Linked DNA regions of Homo sapiens: all the other regions are linked to region 1. The links are chromatin loops, found by intact Hi-C in ENCODE. Cell type or tissue: dorsolateral prefrontal cortex. All regions are shown on one strand. Links, peaks and the distances in the headings refer to the core of each region. The heading gives the core; the rest is flanking DNA.

Region 1 (8,500 bases), core at 1,882-6,881:
GTGGGATGAAGGAATTACAAGGAGCATAAGGTAACTTTGTGGAGTGATGGGCATGTATATACATATCATATATATATTCATCATATATATATATATTTTAGAGGCAGAGTCTCTCTGTCACCCAGGCTGGAGTGCAGTGGCACCATCTTGGGTCACTGCAGCCTAAACTCCAGTGGCTCAAACAATCCTCCCACCTCAGCTTCCCAAGCAGCTGGGACTACAGGTATGTGCCACCATACCTGGCTAATCATTATCAGGATTCTGGTGATGGTTTCATGGGCATATACAAATATGAAAACTTATTAAGTGGTATGATTTAAACATGTGCAGTTTGTTATATGTCAGTCACACCTCAATAAAGCTGCTTTTAAAATTTCCTGATATTTCTATGGTACCTCTAACATAGTAAGTCCTTAGTAAATGTTAGTTCTCTTTCTTTTAACAACTATGCTTTACAACTAGGAACTAATAGGATCATAATTCCTGACTAAGGAACTCTTTTTCTCACCAGAAAAGTGTAGGAACTATTTTTGAAAGGCTGAACGGCTTGGTCATCTTTGCTTTCGGTTTTACTAAGGCTGGCAGCTCTCTGTACCAGCAACGCCCCCAAAGAGCCAGGCAAAGTGAGTGAGGTCAGCCTAGCTTTGCTTCTCTCCACCTTCACTCCTCAGAGCCATCACCTTGGCAACATAATCCAATTTGATGGCTTATCAAAACACAAGATTCTTGATGTTTGTACCCCCATTGCCCCAGCATAGTGTTTGGTGTGTGGCTAGAGCTTAACAAAGGATCAGGGAGAACGAGTGAAGGAAAAGAGGAAAGCTTCCATCCCTGTGCCTGTGTGCCTGCATGGTGACCTCCAGGTCTTCGTGTAGTGCAGGTCTCAGCTAAGTCTCAATAAAGGAAATTCTCTGCTCTGGCTGAGGCGCTAGACCACTGCAGCTCTGGGTCTTGATAACACCCACAGCTTTCACACCAATGCCTTTCCACAACTACTTCACTTATTGGGTCTACTGAGCACTCTGCTAGGACATCACAACCATTCTCGGTCCATCGATCTTGATTGGATAGCAAAACAGATTACATTTTAACATCTTCATGTTGCTAGGGTTCTCAACTTTTGCGTTCAAAGAGACAAGATGGTTATCATAGTGGCAAGCACTGAACTGGAAACCTAGAGACATGTAGCTAGTCCTGGCTCTGCCCTCTCATCAATGAATGACCTGGAATCAACCCAGTCTATACTTGTAACTCATTGGCCAGCCTTCCTTACCATAACTGTGCTATTCCAGGAGAGGCAAAATGTTTAAGAGTCACATCACCAGCCTTGGGTTGGGGTAAGTCCTAGATCTGCCACGTGATAACTAGAAAATGGGTTGAGTGGCCTAGCCCATCCAGAGGGCCCTTTGTAGGAAATTTTTCTGTGGTCCATTTTTCAAATGGCCTGGGGCTTATTTATTCTCCTATAGGGAAGTAGATGCTGTGGTAGCCATGAGAAAATAGCTCTTCTGGTAAGGAGAGCGCTAGGTATGCAAACATTCAGTCAGCGGTACCCCTGAAATTTAACTTGAAAATTGCACCTAAAGGCTTCTGCAAATTAATAGCATTCAATGGGGGCTCAGCCTTCTTTCTCTGCAGGACATGCTAATATAGGAGCCTTAAAAATTAATAAATATAGTCTACATAACAGTCATACTTCGTACGAAAAGCACCTGCCACACATTAATGAAGCTGTCCTTTCATTTTTCTTCATTAAGTATAAGGCTTATGAACAAGGACATTTATTACTTTATTCATTACAGTACTCCTAGTGCGATAGAAAGGTGCCTGATACATAGTAGGCACTCCAACAAATGTTTATTGAATAAAAGAATCATTTAATAAAGTCCTTATGAGTTGAATCTGTATGCAATGCTTTGTAGTATTAAATGTATTGTAACCTTCCTTAACCAAAATAACAGCAACTTCATTTCCCCTAACAACTTTCTTTAAATACCCTCACAATTTCCTTCTTCCTTCCTGGGTAGTCTATTAGCATCCTCAGAAGACTGGTAGAGATCCAAGCTTTATTTTTGAGAATAAAAGCTGGAAATCATTATTTCCAGCTTTTTTCAGAGTTATAGATTAAATCTCAACAGAACCCAGGTGGGCTATAGGATTTGTTGACATGCTAAAGGGGCCCTGCAGAGTGCTGTACCATGTTGTAGGCATAGTACTGGTTCAGCTGAGATTTAATCTACAACTCTGAAATAACTATTTCCAGCTTTTATGAGAATAAACAGAGAAGATGGGCTATAGGACTTGTTTATGTGCTGAAGGGGCCCTGCAGAGTATTGTACCATCTTGCCTAGATAAATAAAAGATATCACTATATTGATTAGGTGTTTGTTTTATGCCTTCATTAAAGAACCAATCTTGGTTTGCCACTCTTGGTTTGTAGATAGAAACCAAGTTTCTTGGTTTCATAAATAGAACGAATCTGACTAATTAAAACCCTTAGCTCCACAAAATATTGCAATCATTCACATTTCCATGAGAAAAGACATTTTGTTATTTATTTATTTATTTAAGAAGTGTGTGTGCCTTTACTGGCTGAGCAGAATCCTTGAGGGTGGTGAAGCAGGAAGAGTGGGTGGCTCTGATGCCTGGCCGGGCAGTGCTTCACGAGCTTGTAGGTGATCGAGGTAATGGCCAATCCTCTCGGGCTTGCCCTCCACTTGGTTGAAGGCCTTGCCATTGTAGACGCCCACCATGCTACCCACCGTCTTGTCTCCCATCTCGGGCAGGATGATCATATCCTGCAGGTGCGCGTTCACCACCTCCAGCTTCTGCATAGGCAGTGCCCACTTCTTGCCCTTGCGCAGGCGCTTCAGCAGCGAGTGCTGCTTCTGCCACAGGCCACGGTGCAGCTTCATTCGCTGCTCGCATGACAAGTCCAGCAGTGGGTCGGGGTGCACGCCACAGGAGGTGAACTTGCAGAAGGTCTGCTTCTTCTGCTTTGCTGCTTTTTCTGCTCCACTTCTGCCATCTTGACTTTTTTTTAAAACAACATGCCTCAAAGATCTCCAGTGAAAGAAAAACCCAAACTGCCTCCCTTTTCAGTGCTAAAAGATAATATCCTATGGCAGCTATTTCTAGGCCTGTTTATTATCAGAATTGCTTGAGAGTTTTAAAAATGCAGATTCCTTGGCTCTACCTCTGTCCTACTCCATCACTCCCCCACCCCACCCCACACACACACACACCCAAGATTCTGACATAGTAGGTCTGGGATATGGTCCAGAATCAGTATATAGGAAATGGACCCCAGATGGTTTTGTTGTGCAACCGGATTTTGAAACCACCTTCTAAGCTGTGCTGCTATATAACAAAAAACGCCCAGAACTACTGACTACAAAACCAGGGACTCCTTTCCCCTTGTTCTAAAGAAGGGACTGTGTCTCCCAGCCTACCTGTCCTGCTAAATATGTAGGAGCTACAAGCTCAAATGCCTGCAGGACCAGGCATGTAACATAAATGCAGGAAACACACAGATGAGAGCAGTGGGGACTGTGGCAAACACCACCCATCCACAAGGCAAAGATGCTTGCCAGTTCCAGCCAAGTATGAACATGGGCCTGTCATCACAGGAGCTTCTAAATTCTCAAAAGAATCCAGAAATTTTATAGATTTTGTATAAAACGATTTTCTAATCGATAGATTTTATTTAAAATGTCTGGTGAAGGTTAAACACATCTGGGGTAGCATGTGGCCCAGAGCCCATGCACTTTGGGAGGCCAAACTCCTCACACTACTGCCATCCACTCAAAGGGCAAGGAGCTAAGGTGTGGGCTAGTGTGAAGGTGGGAGGGGAATATACTCCAATTACCAAGTGACTGCTGATGTTTGCATTTCAGAGCTAAGCCAGCAGTCATTAATGAGACTAGCATTAATGGTTCTCTGGTTCTGTGGGGTGGCACAAACAAAGCCCTTTTCGGCTATATATTCATTCCCCAAGGCTGCTGAAACAAATTACCACAAACTTGATGGCTTAAGACAACTGACATTTATTCTCTCACAACTGTAAAGGCCAGAAGTCTGCAAAGTGTCAGGAGGTGGGTCCCTCTGGAGGCTCTGAGGGAGAATCATTCCTTGCCTCTTTCCTAGCTTCTGGTAGCTGCTAGCAATCCTTGCTGTTCTTTGGCTTGCGGGGATGTCTCGCCAATCTGCCTCTGTCTTCATATGTCCTTCTCCCATCTCCCTTGTCTCATTTCCCCTTCCATTCTAAGTCCTTATCATTGGATTTAAGGTCCACTCCAATCCAATATAATCTCAGCTTGAGATTCTTAATTACATCTGCAAAGGCCCTTTTTCCAAATAAGCTCACATTCATAGGTTCTGGAGTTTAAGACTTAGATATTTCTTTTTAGAGCCACTATTCAACCCACTACAGACAGGTTTGCATTAAAAAATCCATTATTTCAATCAAATTTTACTTCTACCAACATTTATCTACCAATTTACTACTATGATAAAAATGACTTACATCTTGGCAGAAAACTTGAAGACATACCAGCTCAGGCCCAGATGCATGTTGTTACATTTTTTTCTTCTTATGTGCCACGAGCTTCATGTCTTACTAGCATTATTCCATTGCTGTATTTCCTGCCATTACTTCTAAAATCAGGGATGTAGGGGTAAAAGGATCTCTGCCTTATACAGGCTTCCACCACTGGAGAAAATGGTGCTGTCTCCATGTGCATGGACAGGAAACAGGTGATGGTGGAAGAGCAGAGGGCATAGGGTACTAGGTGAAGCAAGAGAACAACAAGTAAAGTAGAAGTCTGTCTTCATTGACCAGAGAAAGACACAGGAAATACGGCTCAGGTGAAAGAGCCCCTGGAAGTGCCAGGTTCCCAAGAATTTTTTACAGCCACCCAAGCACTTAAATGTGATTTCTAGTGCCATCTAGTGGGAAGCACAGGAACCAAGTGAGACGTGGGCTAGAAAAACAAAACCATGAGTCCAGCCTTCAGTCACTTTAAGGGGGCAGTTTTTATTGAGGCTGGATTTTTTTGTCTGCCTAGCAAGAGGATCTAAGAAGACTCTAAGCAAACATCTGACCATCTTGTATGCTGCCCTTACACTTTATGCACAGGTGGTTGCTGAAGTCATCCACGTGCTGTGTAATTTGTTCTCCCCAGCTAGTTGGTGAGCAGAAGCTATCTTTCCTCTTTTTATCAACACAAGCACAGTGTCTGGCACAGAACAACCTCTCCAAAAAAATGCCAGTTGGGTATATAAAAAAGAAAAATCCAACTTAATGGTTTTTATTATCGACCATTTAGCTGTTAACAAATCTGCAGGAATCAAATGGCAAGACAAGCCACAAGAGGGAAACTGTATGACTTATGGTTTACTAGACTTTGAGCTTTATTAAGCAGTCCTTAGGAGGTACACTCAGGGCCCAATTATAGCAGGGAGTGAGGCTGCTGTGCCCCATGGAGGAAATCGTCCAATGCAACAAGCTGACTCCTCACACTACTGCCATCACTCAAAGGGCAAAGAGCTAAGGTGTGGGCTAATGTGAAGGTCGGAGGGGAGTATGTTCCAATTACCAAGTGACTGCTGATGTTTGCATTTCAGAGCTAAGCCAGCAGTCATTAATGAGACTAGCTGGCAATTCCTTCCTCCTTACCTTGTGACATATCCATCCACAGAACCTCTTCTCCAGGGGTCCTCAATTTTGGCTGCAAAACAGCATCCATCACCTGGAAAGCTTTTTTAAAATTCTTATGCACAGGCTGCACCCCAGACCAATTAAATCAGAGTCTGTGGGGGTGGGGCCAGGCCTAGGCATTTTTTTAAAGCTTCCCAGATATATTCAATTTCTATGGCTGCTGTAAAGTTACTACAAATTTAGCGGCTTAAAACAACACAAATTCTTATCTTATAGTTCCGTATCAGGAGTCCAAAATGGGTCTCACTGAGCTACATTGAAGGTATTGGTAGAGTTGCACTCCCTGCTGGAAGCTCTAGGGAAGCTCTAGTTTTCTTACCTTCTCCAGCTTCTAGAGGCTGCCCATGTTCCTTAGCTAGTGGCCTATGGTCTTCAAAGCCAGCAATGACTGGTGAGTCTTCCTCACATTGCTTCACTCTTGACACTGAGTCTTCTGCCTGCCTCTTCCACATTTTAAGACCCTTGAGATTACGTGGAGTCCACCCAGTGTCTGTATCTGATTACTCAGAATAATCTCCCTATTTTAAAGACAGCTCATTAGCAACATCAAATCCATCTGCTACATTAATTTCCCTTTGTTGTGTAGTGTAACATAACATTCATAGGTTGCAAGGATTAGGACATGGACATCTTTGGGAGAACATTATTCTGCTTACCATATCCAATGACTCCAATGTGCAGCTGAGAATAACTGCTGGTTCTGCCAGGCACTGTGGCTCATATCTGTAATCCTAGCACTTTGGGAGGCCAAGGCAGGCAGATTGCTTGAGCCCAGCAGTTCGAGACCAGCCTGGACAACATGGTGAAACCCTGTCACTACCAATAACACAAAAATGAGCTGGGCATGGTGGTGTGCGCCTATAGTCCCAGCTACTCAGGAGGCTGAGGCAAGAGGACTGCTTGAGCCTGGGAGGCAGAGGTGGCAGTGAGCCAAAATCATACCACTTCACTCCAGTCTGGACAACAGAGTGAGACCCTGTCTCAAAAAAAAAAAAAAAATAACTACTGGTCTACCCAATCCATAAGAAGACAGACTTAGAGAAGAGGCCCAGTTAGCAGGCAGCCATGACAGAAGACTGGAGGCACACACTGAAAAATTGGTGAGGGACAAGGGCAAAAAGGCAGAGAAGGGCAATAGGCAGGCTTACCAATTTTACATTGTCACAGAACTTTTTTAGGATGGGGGGAGGGGCGAGGGCACAAACTGTCATGTGATTTATTCTCATTCAGTTCTCTGATAGTCCTGGGAAGCTAAATTGTACACTCTCCCAAGGATGATGGGACCATCCCCACTCAGCTGTAGCCATTAAAGAAAATTGAGGTCATAGATAAGACTTTTCCAGACTTTTGTAACTCATTGCTATCAGCTTGCTCCTTGTTTTGTACTCAGAAGCTGGGTGCATGCCAGATTCTCAGGAATTCCATAGGCTATCTCCCCTATAATCTCTCTATGCAAAATAGATTATAACTTGAAAATGTATACTGATTGGCCAACATTTTAATGTCAACACACACACACACACACACACACACACACGCACACACGCACGAGATTTCTGGCTTCTCTTAAAGACCTAGCTATGCTAAGACAGTGCTCCTGCAAGACAGCTCAGCTGGGACAGCCGCTGCCTTTAGAGGGGATATTTATTCTCTGGTTTGCCACAGGTCTCATCCTAGCCTTTTTGTTTTATACCTGGCTCACTCACTCCACATATTTGTTACTTGCTTGGTCTGGTAGGCATTGAAGCTTCTAACCCTCCCCCCTCCTCTAGAGCGCTCACCCCTAAAGTTAGGCAAAATTCCCATAAGGAACCATTTGCTTGTCATTAAGGCAAAAGTGAAAAGCTCTCCAGTGGAAAAGATGGGATTCAGGCCAATGGCTGTCTGTACACACACCACTTTCCTCACAATCCAGCAAGCTCCAGAGGGGAGTCAGACTAGGGTTTGAGTAAGCAGGCTGCAGCCACCAAGTGTTCTGGTGAACACACTGGTCTTCGTTGGTACAAATTTCATTTGTAGGAAATTAAGCCGAAAACTGCCTCACTTCTGTCCCTTGGTCTTTCTCCAGCCTTCAGCACATAACCAATTTCCTTCTTCTTTTATACTTAAGTCTTGATAATCATCACCCATGAGTGTCTCTTCCCACCTCCAAATGTGGGAAGCGACATGTAAATTCGTGCCTCTGTAGACCATTGCCCCTAAGATTTAACTGAGACCTTATTCTGATAACGCCTAGAGCTTGGCCATGCCACCCAAATGTGCTGCTCCAAACTCTGCACAGCATGAGGGTGATCTGACCAAGGACAGGCAGATGAGCTCCTCTGACTCAGACCCTGGGCCTCCATAACCCATCCTGACACTGCACAAGCTCAAGAGAAAAAAAAAAAATAGAGTGGCCAGGCACAGTGGCTCATGCCTGTAATCTCAACACTTTGGGAGGCCAAGGCAGGTGGATGTCTCTACAAAAAATGAGCCAGGTATGGTGGTACATGCTGTAGTCCCAGCTACCTGGAAGGCTGAGAGTTGGGAGGATCATCTGAGCCCAAAAGGTCAAGGCTGCGGTGAGCCGTGATGGTGCCAATGCACTCCAGCCTGGGTGACAGAGACCTTGTCTCAAAAACAAGGAAGAAAAAAGAAAGGACTTGCCAAGTAAGGTCCTCTGGGGTACACAGACCTGACATGAGGGATAATCTTCCCGTTACGGGGTTCCAGGGGAAGATCCCCTCCTAAAGAAAGAGAACCAAGTATTTCTAATGGGTAAGATCTAAAAACACTTCTCTG
Region 2 (6,750 bases), core at 1-5,000, 97 kb before region 1:
TTCCAGGTTTCAGAATAGAATGGGGTTATTAATTCTTGAAAAATTCTATTTATTAACCTTTTTATGATTTCACAGGGCAATACAGATTGAAAATTATTATTTTTTTAAATGTGCTATGGAAATGTAAACTTGAACTAATATAGCTTCCTGGGCATTCTTTTCATCTATAACCAGGTTTTCTGTACCTTCTACACATCACAGCTCTATCTCTCATCAATTTATGTAAGAAGCACTAAGCCTTGGATGCCCTACAAATAGTAACAGAGTGAGACCCTTTAGGAAAGGTCCCAGCTAGCACTTTAATTGCCAAAATTTTATTTTAATGTCAAACTATAAAATGCAGTTGGCATTTTCTTGTTCACGTTCTTAAAACATAGTATACCGAGTATTTAAACATTTCTTGATGGAGCATTCATTTGAAATACCAATTATTGCTACTATGTTAAAACATAGTGATGCCTTCAGTTGCTATTACAGAGGGGTCTGGTAACCCTGCACAAGTTGTGAGCTTTTATTGGCATTATTATTCCTTTTGGAGGCATTTTCTGACATGTCTGTCCCTCCTTCGTTATCAGCATATTGACTACCACTTCTCCCGGGCATCAGTGTGCCTGCCCTCACCCACGCGGCTCCTCCTTGCTCCTCCTCTGTAATGGGTGTAGATGTCAGACAAGCTGACTGGTGAGAGTTGTGTGGAGCTGAGTGGGCTCTGTGCAAGGGCCTGAATTGTTCACTGGTGAGTAATCTAGAGGAACTTTGCTCCACCACCTCAGCTGCTCAGGGCCTATTTCATTCACCTCTTGTCTCTCCGTGCTGTCTTCTTTCGGGATTATATGGAAAAATCAAGAGTGCGAAAATGCTGTATAAGACATCATAGATGATTTTTTTTTCTGTCACAATTACAAAACAATAAATTTTTGGATTTCTCAATTCCGGCAGGTGGGGTATGACTACAAGACTGTCATCTTTCCTAGGTGCTGAACTTCATAGATTTCTTTCTTTTTTTTTTTTTTTTTTTGAGACAGAGTCTCGCTCTGTCGCCCATGCTGGAGTGCAGTGGCGCGCTCTCGGCTCACTGCAAGCTCCACCTCCCGGGTTCACGCCATTCTCCTGCCTCAGCCTCCCGAGCAGCTGGGACTACAGGCGCCCGCCACCACGCCCGGCTAATTTTTTCTATTTTTTTTTTAGTAGAGACTGGGTTTCACCGTGTTGGCCAGGATGGTCTCGATCTCCTGACCTCGTGATCCGCCCGCCTCGGCCTCCCTAAATGCTAGGATTATAGGCGGAGCCACCGCGCCCGGCCTCATACATTTCAAAGTATCAATAATATGCATATTTTATCGGCATTAGTATAAAAATGTTCCAGCTTTTTAACCTTGGGGAAAAAGACAAGTAAACCATCATCTCTCTCCATCCTGTTTCATACAGTCCTAGATCTGCTATCATTCCTCACTCCTTCCTCCACAGACAAGCTTCTTAAAGGAAAATTCTTAAATCACGCCACCCTGACTGCTGCCCTGCTGAAATTCAGGTCAGTTTCCTACTTCACCCTGGAAGCCGCCCTCACCAAGATCACCAATGGCCTCATTCCTAAAAGTGGTGAAAATTTATCTGATTTCTTCTTTCAGAAAAACTTGATACTGCTGACCTCTGTCTCCTCGCCTGTCTTCTGTGCTTTTCCTCCAACTCCTTGCCTCCTTCTCAGTATCTTTGGTTGTCCGCTCCTTCTTGGGGTTTTTTCCAGCCATCTTTTCACTCTGCATGTTCTCCCCCTCGGTGGTTTCATCCACCCCCTGCTAATGGCTACCACCCGTGAATCTGCAGCCCCAATCTCTCTTCTGAGCCCCAGATTTCTACTTGTTATATCGATATATCACAAGTACCCCAAACGCATCGTGTCCTAATTTGAATACGCTATTGTCCTCTTTGAATCTGTCCCTCCTTGTTTATTTTCTGCAATGAAAACATACAGTGCGAATAGCACTACCAACCAAGTAAAAATCTGGGGGTTGTCCTTGATTTTCTCCACGTCCCTTACTGTCTTAAGCCCTCGTAAATTACTTCTTGCCAATCCTCCCCCACTGTGCAGTCTCTCTTTTGCTGTACACTGAACTCCTTGCAGTGCCTGGATATTCCAGCTTCCTTCTTGCATCCTTGCCTTTGCACATGCAGTTTCTTCTATCTGGTGTACCTTCTCCCTTGCCCATTTGTCCTTCAAGTCTCATCTCAGGTGTCAACCCCTAGGAAAAGACTTTTCTTAACCTGCCTAGTCTGGACTATGATACTTCCATGTTATTTGTAGAAACCTTTACTATAGAACCCACTATATATGTTTTGTCTATTTTCCATCTTCCCAACCAGACTGTCAACCCGTAAAAAGCAGGAACCATGTCTAATTAATTCTTGGGTATCCAAAGTCTAGTATAACTCCTGGTATAGCATAGGCCCTCAACTAATGTTTTATGGATGAGTACATAAACAAACCCTTAGTAACTACCATTATCCACATTTCTGTGTTTCCTGCCACCCATTATTATTCTTTATCACCTCATTCAAATATTATTTCATTTAGGAAATCTTCCCTGATTCCCACTCTCACTCTCTCATTTCCCACCTCTCCCGTGGTGATTAACTATAATGCAAAGTAGGCAAGGAAATCTGAGTACTTACTTTCCTATTTTACTACCGTTCCACCATAGGAAGCATGGAGGAAAGGATAATTTAATTCATTTTTAGTCACTTCAAAACTAGTGCTTTCCTTACCTAGGATTCTTTAGAGGAAGGCACATCCACATTTGAAAGAAACCAAAAGTGGCACACTAGCAAAAATCTCCCCTCCACTGAAACGCAGCAGCATCTCACAATAGAGCTTTCAAAAGGAGTTACAGATCCAGTGTGTAGTGCTGCTTACGAGCCATCACATGGCAGCAGCGGGGAAAACACACCAGCACCAAATCCAGACAAAGGGTAGAGATGAAGCCTGCTCTGTTCCTGCTGACGTTACTAAGGCCACTGCTCTTGCAGCTGGGCTAACAACAAACAGGCCTCAGCCTGCCTCAGCCCAGCTAGGCAAGCGTCCGGAGGGGCTAAGAGGAACAATGCCCCAGAGCAATAGCTCCCAACATCCGGAGGACACTACGGCCCTACAAACTCACGTTAGTTTCAAATACTACTCATCACCCCTTTCTTGTAAAAAGTCAAATGCATAACCTCCTGTAGAACTAACAACAGTTAAAATGAAATTGTTATCAGAAATAATATAAACATCCAAAAAGAGAGGATTTATCACCCACTGTAGACTAAGTAATCATTAAGAATGAGGTAACAGAATAGTAAATATGAAAAAAAAAATTCACTCTCTACTATTAAGTGAAAAAGAAAGCTAACAAGCCCAAATGTACAATATGATTTCTCTCTCTCTCTCTATATATATATATGTATATACACACACACTTTTAAATCATATAACAGTATAATACAATATAGCATAAGATAAATCTGTACCGAATGTTAAAAGTGGCTAATTTCCAAGTAACTGGATTATAGGTGATTTTTATTTTCTTTTAGTTTTATCTGTTTTTAAAATATCCTTTAATGAACATGTATTTTCTTTAATAAGAAGAAAAAATAGGTTTTAAAAATGAAATAATCTCTCGATTAAATTTTATAAATCTCTAAATCTTCATAAATATAATCACTTGTATCTGTATCCTGAAGATTTAAAATAAATTTTATTGTATCAGTCTTGTTGATTCTTACAAATGGTATAGGACTTGTAGAATCACTAGGTCAGCAAAGGGACATACTGGATGCTCAGTAAAAATGCTTACTTGTGAAATTAGGTTCAAAATGAAAATGGTAATAAGAAATGTACTAATTTTAAACAAATTTCTTATTAAGAAAAAGTCTAAGACCATGAAAACCAAGGTTAAATTTTACCACTGGCCAATTAGGGCAAAGATCCCATTTTTATTATTTCCATCCATAAAATGTAGAAAATGCCAGATTGTTAAAAGTAAATGAAGTTCTTGCCAAATACAACACAATTCTAAGGTATGGTCTACATGCCACAGCATCATAATCTGACCTATACATATCCTGAATAGGAAAATCCCTCTCCTAATTAAATCCTGAAAATGTTATAGACAAGAGTAATAAACTCCAAAGAAAAGGTTCTGTACAAATACAAGTATTAGTCAAAAAAAAAAATGAACCGCAGACCTAGAAACTTGATTAGTCCTTTTTGATAGCATTTATCAAACAAAAGCCATTTGATCAAAAGTAATTTAAACATTTAACTGTATTTTTCTAGTTGGTCTAATTGATTTCACAAGCAAATGTTAACACAGATTGTATGAAAAATCCATACAAAAAGAAGAGAATTTGTTATAGAATTATTTAAGAAAGTTCAATGTTATCAACATGCTAGATTTTATATCTTCATGTCAATGAATAAGAATTTGGGAAGATTCTTTTTTTTATTTATTTGGCATGTATTCATTAAGCATTCACTATGGCATAGCATGTACTAATCTAGGTTTTCAACAAAAGAAACAATTCTCCACAGCATTTCCCTCACTTAAAATCAAAAGATTGACAAGAGATAGACATGATTATTCACTACTGTCAAATCCCTGACATCTGTTCTACTCATTAAAGGTCTATCCTTGACATTTGTGGAGTAGAGGATAATAGCTGAAGAGTTTAAGAATAATCCACTTCAAATAAAAATGGAATAGGGAAAAATATGTAAAATATTCTAATTAGAAAAAAGTACATAGTATAAATTTTAAATTAGACATTTGGAAGGAGCAAAACAAATCCAACCTAGTGAAAACTTTGTTTGGTGTTCATTTGCTATGACCTGATTTGACAAAAATAAAAAGGTGGCAACTCTACACTAATTGCCATTTTTTAAAACTGATTCGTGAAATTCAGCAGTCTGGAAGCCACTGCTTCCAAGTGCATTTTAGCTACCCAGAAGGTGGCTGATCTACAATTTGGAATTCTGCCCCTAACGCAATGTTACACATGAAGAAGATGCTAAAAAATATATATATATATGTGTTGAATGAAGAAATATAACCCTGTTTCATGTAGAAGATGTGGCTTGGGATCACTTTAAGATGGTCCAAAAGACTTAAATCTTTCAGAAAATGAAATGAGAGAAGCAGTAGTATGTAAAGAACAATTAAGGGAGCAAATTTTTCCCTTTAGAAAGCAAAATTTCCCCACACTGCCTAAAAGTTTTTAATTCATTGTTAACTCTGCCTAAAATCCTCACACTGGGTAGGATATATTCGAATTAGTATCTACTCTTCTTTGAAAGCGTACATATTTGGAGAGGATGAAGGAATATAACCATTTAACATGACTATTTTATCAGAAAAAAATTGCAAGTGTTTTGTCATAGTTTATTTACTAACTAAATAAAAATATAACTATGTAAGTGTTGGAAGTTCTGGCCAGGGCTATCAGGCAAGAGAAAGAAATAAAGGGTATTCAATTAGGAAAAGAGGAAGTCAAATTGTCCCTGCTTACAGATGACATGATTGTATATTTAGAAAACCCCATCGTGTCAGCCCAAAATCTCCTTAAGCTGATAAGCAACTTCAGCAAAGTCTCAGGATACAAAATATACAAAATCGATGTGCAAAAATCACAAGCATTCCTATACACCAATAATAGACAAACAGAGAGCCAAATCATGAGTGAACTCCCATTCACAATTGCTTCAAAGAGAATAAAATACCCAGGAATCCAACTTACAAGGAATGTGAAGGACCTCTTCAAGGAGAACTACAAACCACTGCTCAATGAAATAAAAGAGGACACAAACAAATGGAAGAACATTCCATGCTCATGGATAGGAAGAATCAATATTGTGAAAATGGCCATACTGCCCAAGGTAATTTATAGATTCAATGCCATCCCCATCAAGCTACCAATGACTTCCTTCACAGAATTGGAAAAAACTACTTTAAAGTTCATATGGAACCAAAAAGGAGCCCGCATTGCCAAGACAATCCTAAGCAAAAAGAACAAAGTTGGAGGCATCACGCTACCTGACTTCAAACTATACTACAAGGCTACGGTAACCAAAACAGCATGGTACTGGTACCAAAACAGAGATATAGATCAATGGAACAGAACAGAGGCCTCAGAAATAACACCACCCATCTACAACCATCTGATCTTTGACAAACCTGACAAAAACAAGAAATGGGGAAAGGATTCCCTATTTAATAAATGGTGCTGGGAAAACTGGCTAGCCATATGTAGAAAGCTGAAACTGGATCCCTTCCTTACATCTTATACAAAAATTAATTCAAGATGGATTAAAGACTTAAATGTTAGACCTAAAACCATAAAAACCCTAGAAGAAAACCTAGGCAATACCATTCAGGACATAGGCATGGGCAAGGACTTCATGACTAAAACACCAAAAGCAATGGCAACAAAAGCCAAAATTGACAAATGGGATCTAATTAAACTAAAGAGCTTCTGCACAGCAAAAGAAACTACCATCAGAGTGAACAGGCAACCTACAAAATGGGAGAAAAATTTTGCAATCTACCCATCTGACAAAGGGCTAATATCCAGAATCTACAAAGAACTTAAACAAATTTACAAGAAAAAAATCAAAAAATCCCATCAAAAAGTGGGCAAAGGATATGAACAGACACTTCTCAAAAGAAGACATTTATGCAGCCAACAGACACATGAATAAATGCTCATCATCACTAGTCA
Region 3 (6,750 bases), core at 1-5,000, 180 kb before region 1:
AATGCTATAGATGCTAAATTTGCCAATTTTCAGATAAGCAATTAAATACTAAAACCAGTCCCTAAACCATCTAGCCTATTAAATAATTTAAAGAAAATTTTGGCTATCCAAATGATAAAGCAAACAACAGCACCTGATTGTTAAAGACATTAGATCTGGGATACCTCTGAGTTCTGTTAGCATTCCCCTCTTCAGTATCACCATTTCATCAGGATGGAATGCCAAGTTATATAAATATATCTTCAGAAGGCAAAATAAGTTAAGGGAAATCATTTAATTTGTTAAAAATAAATAATATATGGAATCCTTTAGCTTAAAAACACACTATTGAAAATACCACATCAACTTATACAAAGACAATTTCTCAAGGAAAAAAGTTATAGAGTATTATATCAAAGCAAATATTTACCTGTAATGTAAAATTTTAAAAAAATCCCTCAGCAGAGGGAAAAACACTAAAATAACTACATAAATAACAAAACTGGGTTTTTAAATTTTCAGTAACATCCTACAAGCTGGTGTATTATCAATTTCTGTACCTACTTTGAGAGAAATCAGGTATGTAAAAAACACCACAATTTAAAAGAAAAGCTAGTACAGTACTATTAGATTTTTTAAATGAGTATAAATCTAACAAAGAAACAAATCTCCACAAAGATTTTAGTTTATCTAATATCTCAATGAAGAATTGTACAACTAAACTTAGACTATGCCTAAGCATCTTGGACCCAAATGCCAGATAAGAGCCTGTGAGGTCGAGGCTGCAGTGAGCTGTGATCATGCCACTGCACTCCAGCCTGGGCAAGAAAGTGAGACCCCATCTCAAAAAAAAAAAAAAAGCCAGATGTGGCAATTATTGGTAGCTTTACTACCATTACCCATCATAAACATTTAATATTCACTCTTGAAGATGAAATGGCAAGGTCAATAGCAAGAGAGCTATTGTGGCTGATCTCCCACGGGCACTTTAGTTACTGCAGGTAGATCAACAAGGGTTAGATTTAACACTGTGTGGAAAGGATAAAAGAGTCTTACATACACCTTCAATGCTAAAAGATAACAATACAGAATCATTTGTCACTTAGCTCAGATGTGGTCCGTGTCTTCAAGCAGGTTAGCATTAACTCAAAAAGCTAAGGATTAGACCACTGAGAAAAAACATTAATGCAGGTAGCATAATGTAAATGCTAACCTGCTCTTAAAATGATAAGAAAGGTAGAGATAGAAAAGATGATTTTAAGCTGTGGTACCCAAAAAAGGAAGTGGGGTATGGACTGAATACTGAACAGTAGGGAGGATTTTTACATGTGCAGGGAGAAAGAGGTCTTCCAGAGAATCAGAGAACCTTCATAGGTTCAACAAATCTGGCAGGTTGTCATCCAGTCTCTGCTCGGACCCATCCACTATTGGGTAACAGAAACTTTGATCTCATTGGAAAAAGCTCTGATTGGAAAATATTTATGTTTGGTATGAAACCTGCTTTCTTGTCATATTCCACTAGTCCAACTTTTGTCCTCTGGTGCTACTCAGCTGTGAAAAGGCCGTGTGCATTAATGTGAGTGTCAGCACCCTAAGTTTGTCTCCTTCCTGGGCCTCACACCCTTATCTTGCTTTGTCACATCACCACTCAGGCCCTCTGGTGGCAAAGATTTCCCAGTACCAACCCCAGCCACTCTGGCTGGAAAGGTCACAAGCTCCCAAAGTGGACCAAAAAGTTTCTACTTTAATTTACCAAAGAATTGAAATGACCTAGCTTTTTGGATGTTAGAATGAGAATCAGAGACGGATTTAATTTCTGTCTTTCCTGACAACATGCATGGACATGAGTATTTCTCTTTCTATCTTAGTTTCTCCATATAATGTGCCACTTTCTGAAAAACAGCAAGCTAAGTCTCCCGAAAGCTCATTCCTCTAATGCTGGAAGTATATCCAACAGTAAAGCCTCAACAGGCTGCAGAAATCTGGCCTGAAGAGATCAGTTCATCAAGATAAGGCATGTTCTTCTATACTTACCCTCATAGGCACTGTCTTTATTAGAATATAAATTCCCAGAAGATAGAGCCTTTATTTTATTACCCATTCAAAGCCTAGGCCAGTACCATGTGAATGTAAGAGTATATAGATAAGTAGAGGACAAAACAATACGAAAAACAAAAGAACAAAAGAAGTCAAATCCCAGAAAACAAGCAAAAATTAAAAGGAAAAATTAGAAATAATTTAGAAGAAATGGAACTGTGTTTTTTTCAATGCCATATATTCCATGGAAAATGCACCCTTCAAGACTTATGGCTATCACAACTGTTCTGTCATAGAGTTCATAAGCTTCTGGATCAGGAACTACATTTTCAATCACTGCTAATCGATACATTCCAGTTAACACAAATGTGGATCTCCTTTGTTGCCACTAGATGGCACCTACTTGCTTTCTCTGCAGGAAACATGCCCTTCCGGAAGGGTGTAAAATCAATGCAATTTTCAAATTAGATTTAAATGAGTTCTCAAACTCTTGAAAATACTTTTATCTTGGAATCAAGAGATGATAATTGTTCAGGACCATCTCAAACCTTTGTGTATTTTTATTTATTTTGTCAACCCCTTGGTCAATTTGCAGTGTCTTGTTGAGAATAGTGTCCCCCAGACAGATTCAAGGATTCCTGTATTCATTTATTTATTTGATTAATATTTATTGAGATCACTCTACTTGCCAAGAACTGTTTTAGAAATTGGGATATAATTAAGGGGGGAAAATAAGTCTCTAGGCTCACGAAGCTTAAATTCTAATCAGGTAAAAGAGTAAACAATATGTGTGTGTGTGATGCTAAGTGCTATGGAGAAAATAAAATAGCAGGGGGATAGCAAATGCTCTGGGAAAGGGGTTGCTTGGTTATGTGGTATAGATAAGGAAGGCTTCCATGACAGGGTAAAGTGACCTTTGAGCAATGACTCAAGAAAGGAAGGCAGCAGGCCATGCTGTATGGAAGGGCATCCGGGCAGAGTGCCTAAAGCAGATGTGTGTTCGGCATGTTGAGGGACAGCCAGGTCCACGTGGCTGGAGCACCGGGCGGTGTGGAGGGGAGGGAGGTGGGAAACAAGGCCAGTGCTGTGGACAGGCCTGGATGTGGAGGGCCCGTGGACCATTTTAAGGACTTTGATTTTTCGCTGAGTGAGATGGCAGACCATCTGAAGGATTTGGGGTAGAGTAGAAACATGCTGTGACCTAGGTTTGAAACAACTGTGGATGCTGTGTTGAGGACAGACAATGATGAGCAAGAAAGGAAGCTTACTATTGAAATCATCCCGGGGAGAGCTGCTGAGGCTTAGACCAGGGTGGCAACAGTGGGGTGGTGATGAGTGGTTAAATTCTAATGTATTTTGAAAGAAAAAGCAACAGAATTTGCTGATGGATTTAAGCTGCGATATGAGAGAAAGAGAAGCATCAAGGATAACTTCAAAGGGTTTGACCTAAGCCACCAGAAAAAGTTTGAAATAGAAAAAGACTGAAGGGAAGAGGATGAGAAGGGATGGGATGGGATGGGATGTGGGTTGGGACCTACTAAGCTTGTGATGGCCATGACACACCCATCCAAGTTGAGAAAAAGCACTGCTACTAAGGTTGAGGACCACACAGCTGAAGGAGACACCATTCATATTCAGTCTTTGGATAGGTGTCTCTACTCTGAAAAATTTCCAGAAGATGGCAGTCATGTGCTTGAGGAAAGGGCAGCTTTTTCTAATTTGTACAAAAATATCTTCACGGCTAGATATATGCATCTTTTGTTCATGGAGAAGTCCAAGTGAGAGATATATATTTGGTAGTCATTCAAGTCAGGTAAGTGATGAGATCACTAAGCAAGAGTTAGACAGGGAAGAGGTCAGAGTACCAGGCCCTGGGTTTTCCAAAGTTTAGAGGTCAGGAGATGGAGACTTAGAAGGTAGGAGAAAACAGTAAGGGGAAAACAAAGCCAAGAAAAGAGGAGACGTCCATCAAACCCTGCCAACATGTCCAGTAACATGAGGACTAAGAATGGATCTTAGAATTTGGCAACTTGAGGATCCTTCAGGAGGAGGTTTAAGGCAGCCTCAACCTCCTGGGCTCAAGTGATCCTCCCACCCTAGCCTCCTGAGTAGCTGGGACTACAGGCAGTGTGCCACCACATCTGGCTAATTTTTATTTATTTTTTGTAGTGATGAGGTCTCACTGTGTTGCCTGGGCTGGTCTCGACCTCTTGGCCTCAAGTGATGTTCCCACCTTGGCTTCTGAAAGTGCTGGGATTATAGGAGTGAACCACTGTGCCCAGCCAACAGTTCTTTTAAGGAGTTTTGTTGTAAAGAAGAGGAGAGAAGGGAGAGGGCAGCTACAGAGGGATGTGAAGTCAAGAGAGAATTTTGTAAAGATGGCAAATTAATGGCATGCTCATAGGCTGAAATGGTAACACCCAGGATAAGGGAAGTGAGAAGGCACAGATGCTGAAGTGATGTCTGAGGGGAGGGAAATAGGAGGCCAGAAAGAAAGAAACAAACATGCCAGGGCATCCATAGGAACAGGAAAGAGGCAGAACAATGAGCATGGATGAGATGAATAGGTAGAACTGATGGTGGTGGGAACCTGTGAAATTCATCAGGGGACTGTAGAGATTGATCATATTTGTCTGAAGTCATTTTACATCTTTACTGGTTAACTATGTGGTTTACTTGTTAACCATTTAACCATCTCACTGGTTAAACTGTATAAGTACTATTATACAGTTTATATACTACTATAATACTGTATAAATACAAAATGCATTATACACACACACACACACACACAAACACACACATGCATGCAAAAAGTGATCCTAAATGAGTGACCTCAGAGTAATCACAGCAGGGATGACAATTTGGGTCTAATCTATGTCCATCACTGGGGTTCAGACCTGCCCAGCCTATCTGGAAAACCGATAGGGCAGGAACCACAAAGTACTTTTTTCTACGGAAACCAAAGAGCCTCCTGGAAAAGAATTCAACCTACAGGATGGAAAATTCAGCAAAACAAGCTGACCTGGCTTTTCAGGAAAGGGCTACCTGTAATCTGTCTTCTACCTAGCTCCAGAGACTCATAGATCTGTGTCCTCTTGTCTCTATGATGATAATTGTAGTTTGGGGATGAAGGAAATTCTAGCATCTAAGTCAAACTCTATAGAACGAGTTGTACTAGCTGATCAATAGCTGGATCTTTTAATAGCTGCTAAATGTGTGTCTTCTACTATAGTATACTATGGTAAACCATAGTATACCATAGTTTACCACGGTTTTATACTATGGTGAACTAACATGTCTGAAGGTTACACAATCTCATCTTATAGTTTTGAGATACATTCTTTCTTACAGAAAGGTACAATTTCCAGTGGCATGAGCTCTCTTGACATGTTCTCAGTATTCCTTTCATTCTAAATGCTTCATAGTTGGGCACATGAAATGGTCTTTTCCTCAAACAACTTGAGGCTTCAGCCCAGCATCAATGTGAGTAGTCAGTGCATTAAATCTCCTAGCCACAAAGTCATACAAAGGATGAAGGTTATGTGTACATAAGCATTGAAACCGTGATAACGCATCCGTGAAATTTTATTTTGTCGCAGTATAACCTGTCTTATTGAAATTTATTTCATTTTCACAAAATAAAATTTCTCTGTTTTCATTTTCACAAAATAAAACTCCTAGTTTTGATTATTTTCTGTTTTTACAATGTTAAAAATAGCCTACAATTGAAGCAAAGGTTAAGATACATTACTATATCAAAGAATGATTAGGAAGGAAAAAAGGAGAATATTTAAAAAATCAGAGCTATAATTCTATTTTATTTTTATTTCCTTTTAAAACATTTTAGCACTGTCATTTTTACTGGTCATGAAAAACAAATTATGCTAGGTTAAACAACTGACAAACTGTTTGGGGGAAGGATGAGATGCATTTATGCCTGGGCAATGTTCCAATCATCTGTGAAAAGCACAGCATGACTGTAAGAATTTAAATATTTCCAATATGCCCCTTCCATGAGTAAAAATATGTATATGTCTTAATTAATCAAGGTTAAGTAGAAAGGAATTATTATAGAGCACTAGGAAAAAATGATCTCTTGTCCATCTTTATTCTAAGAATCAAGGTTCCTCAAAATTTTAACTGGAGTTTTCTTATTTCTGAAATGTTTTAATAGCAATGTTTTGTGAGCACAGGGCTCCAGTGAAAACAGAGTACAGGGGTCATATACATAAGGGACTGTCTTCAGTGCAACAAGCTGAATTCACTGGCTGTATAAAGCATCTATGTATGACTATATTTAAAAACATATTTCCTCAAAGGCAGAGATACATTTTACTCTTCTGTGTTTCCCTAATGCCTATTATATTTAGAGTAAAGAACATCTGTAGGCCGGGCACGGTGGCTCACGCCTATAATCCCACCACTGAGGCTGAGGCGGGTGGATCACCTGAGGTCAGGAGTTCGAGACCAGACTGGCCAACTTGGTGACACCCTGTCTCTATGAAAAATACAAAAATTAGCCAGGTGTGATAGCAGGTGCCTGTTATCCCAGCTACTCAGGAGGCTGAGGCAGGAGAATCACCTGAATCTGAGACGTGGAGGTTGCAGTGAGCCTAGATCATGTCACTGCACTCCAGCCTGAGTGACAGAGTGAGACTCTGTCTCAAAAAAAAAAAAAAAAAAAAATCTGTAGATTTCTTTCTTCTTTAAAGCAGAATACTTTGGATATAA

Evidence for each region. Hi-C counts contacts between places; a loop is a spot of excess contacts. Peaks named below come from ENCODE experiments on the same cell type or tissue, not always from the same donor. Only the 100,000 strongest peaks of a DNase experiment are listed, where the experiment ranks them.
Region 2: a loop joins it to region 1, with 3 times the contacts of the local background. A loop is called at or near these places in 7 of 110 quality-filtered maps.
Region 3: it touches region 1 in a loop (10-fold over the local background); 108 of 110 quality-filtered maps call a loop at or near these places.

Annotation. Positions count from the first base shown.
Region 1 is chr1:171,798,045-171,806,544 of GRCh38, reverse strand. It overlaps the pseudogene RPS15P3. Among named protein-coding and RNA genes, the nearest start is that of METTL13, 21 kb to the right of the region's middle. In dorsolateral prefrontal cortex, for the core only: CTCF peaks have their summits at 4,742 and 4,946 (motif pointing left); DNase peaks (open chromatin) are centred at 2,840, 4,117 and 4,935; H3K27ac peaks cover 2,164 bases.
Region 2 is chr1:171,895,381-171,902,130 of GRCh38, reverse strand. All of the region lies in intron 1 of DNM3 (dynamin 3), which reads right to left. Among named protein-coding and RNA genes, the nearest start is that of DNM3-IT1, 35 kb to the right of the region's middle. In dorsolateral prefrontal cortex, for the core only: a CTCF peak has its summit at 2,991; DNase peaks (open chromatin) are centred at 661 and 2,980; H3K4me3 peaks cover 3,240 bases; H3K27ac peaks cover 5,000 bases.
Region 3 is chr1:171,980,723-171,987,472 of GRCh38, reverse strand. The region is part of intron 2 of DNM3 (dynamin 3); the gene reads right to left. Among named protein-coding and RNA genes, the nearest start is that of DNM3-IT1, 120 kb to the right of the region's middle. RefSeq lists a silencer at 3,499-3,688. In dorsolateral prefrontal cortex, for the core only: CTCF peaks have their summits at 1,625 (motif pointing left), 2,407 (motif pointing right) and 3,692 (motif pointing right); DNase peaks (open chromatin) are centred at 1,622 and 3,022; H3K27ac peaks cover 3,589 bases.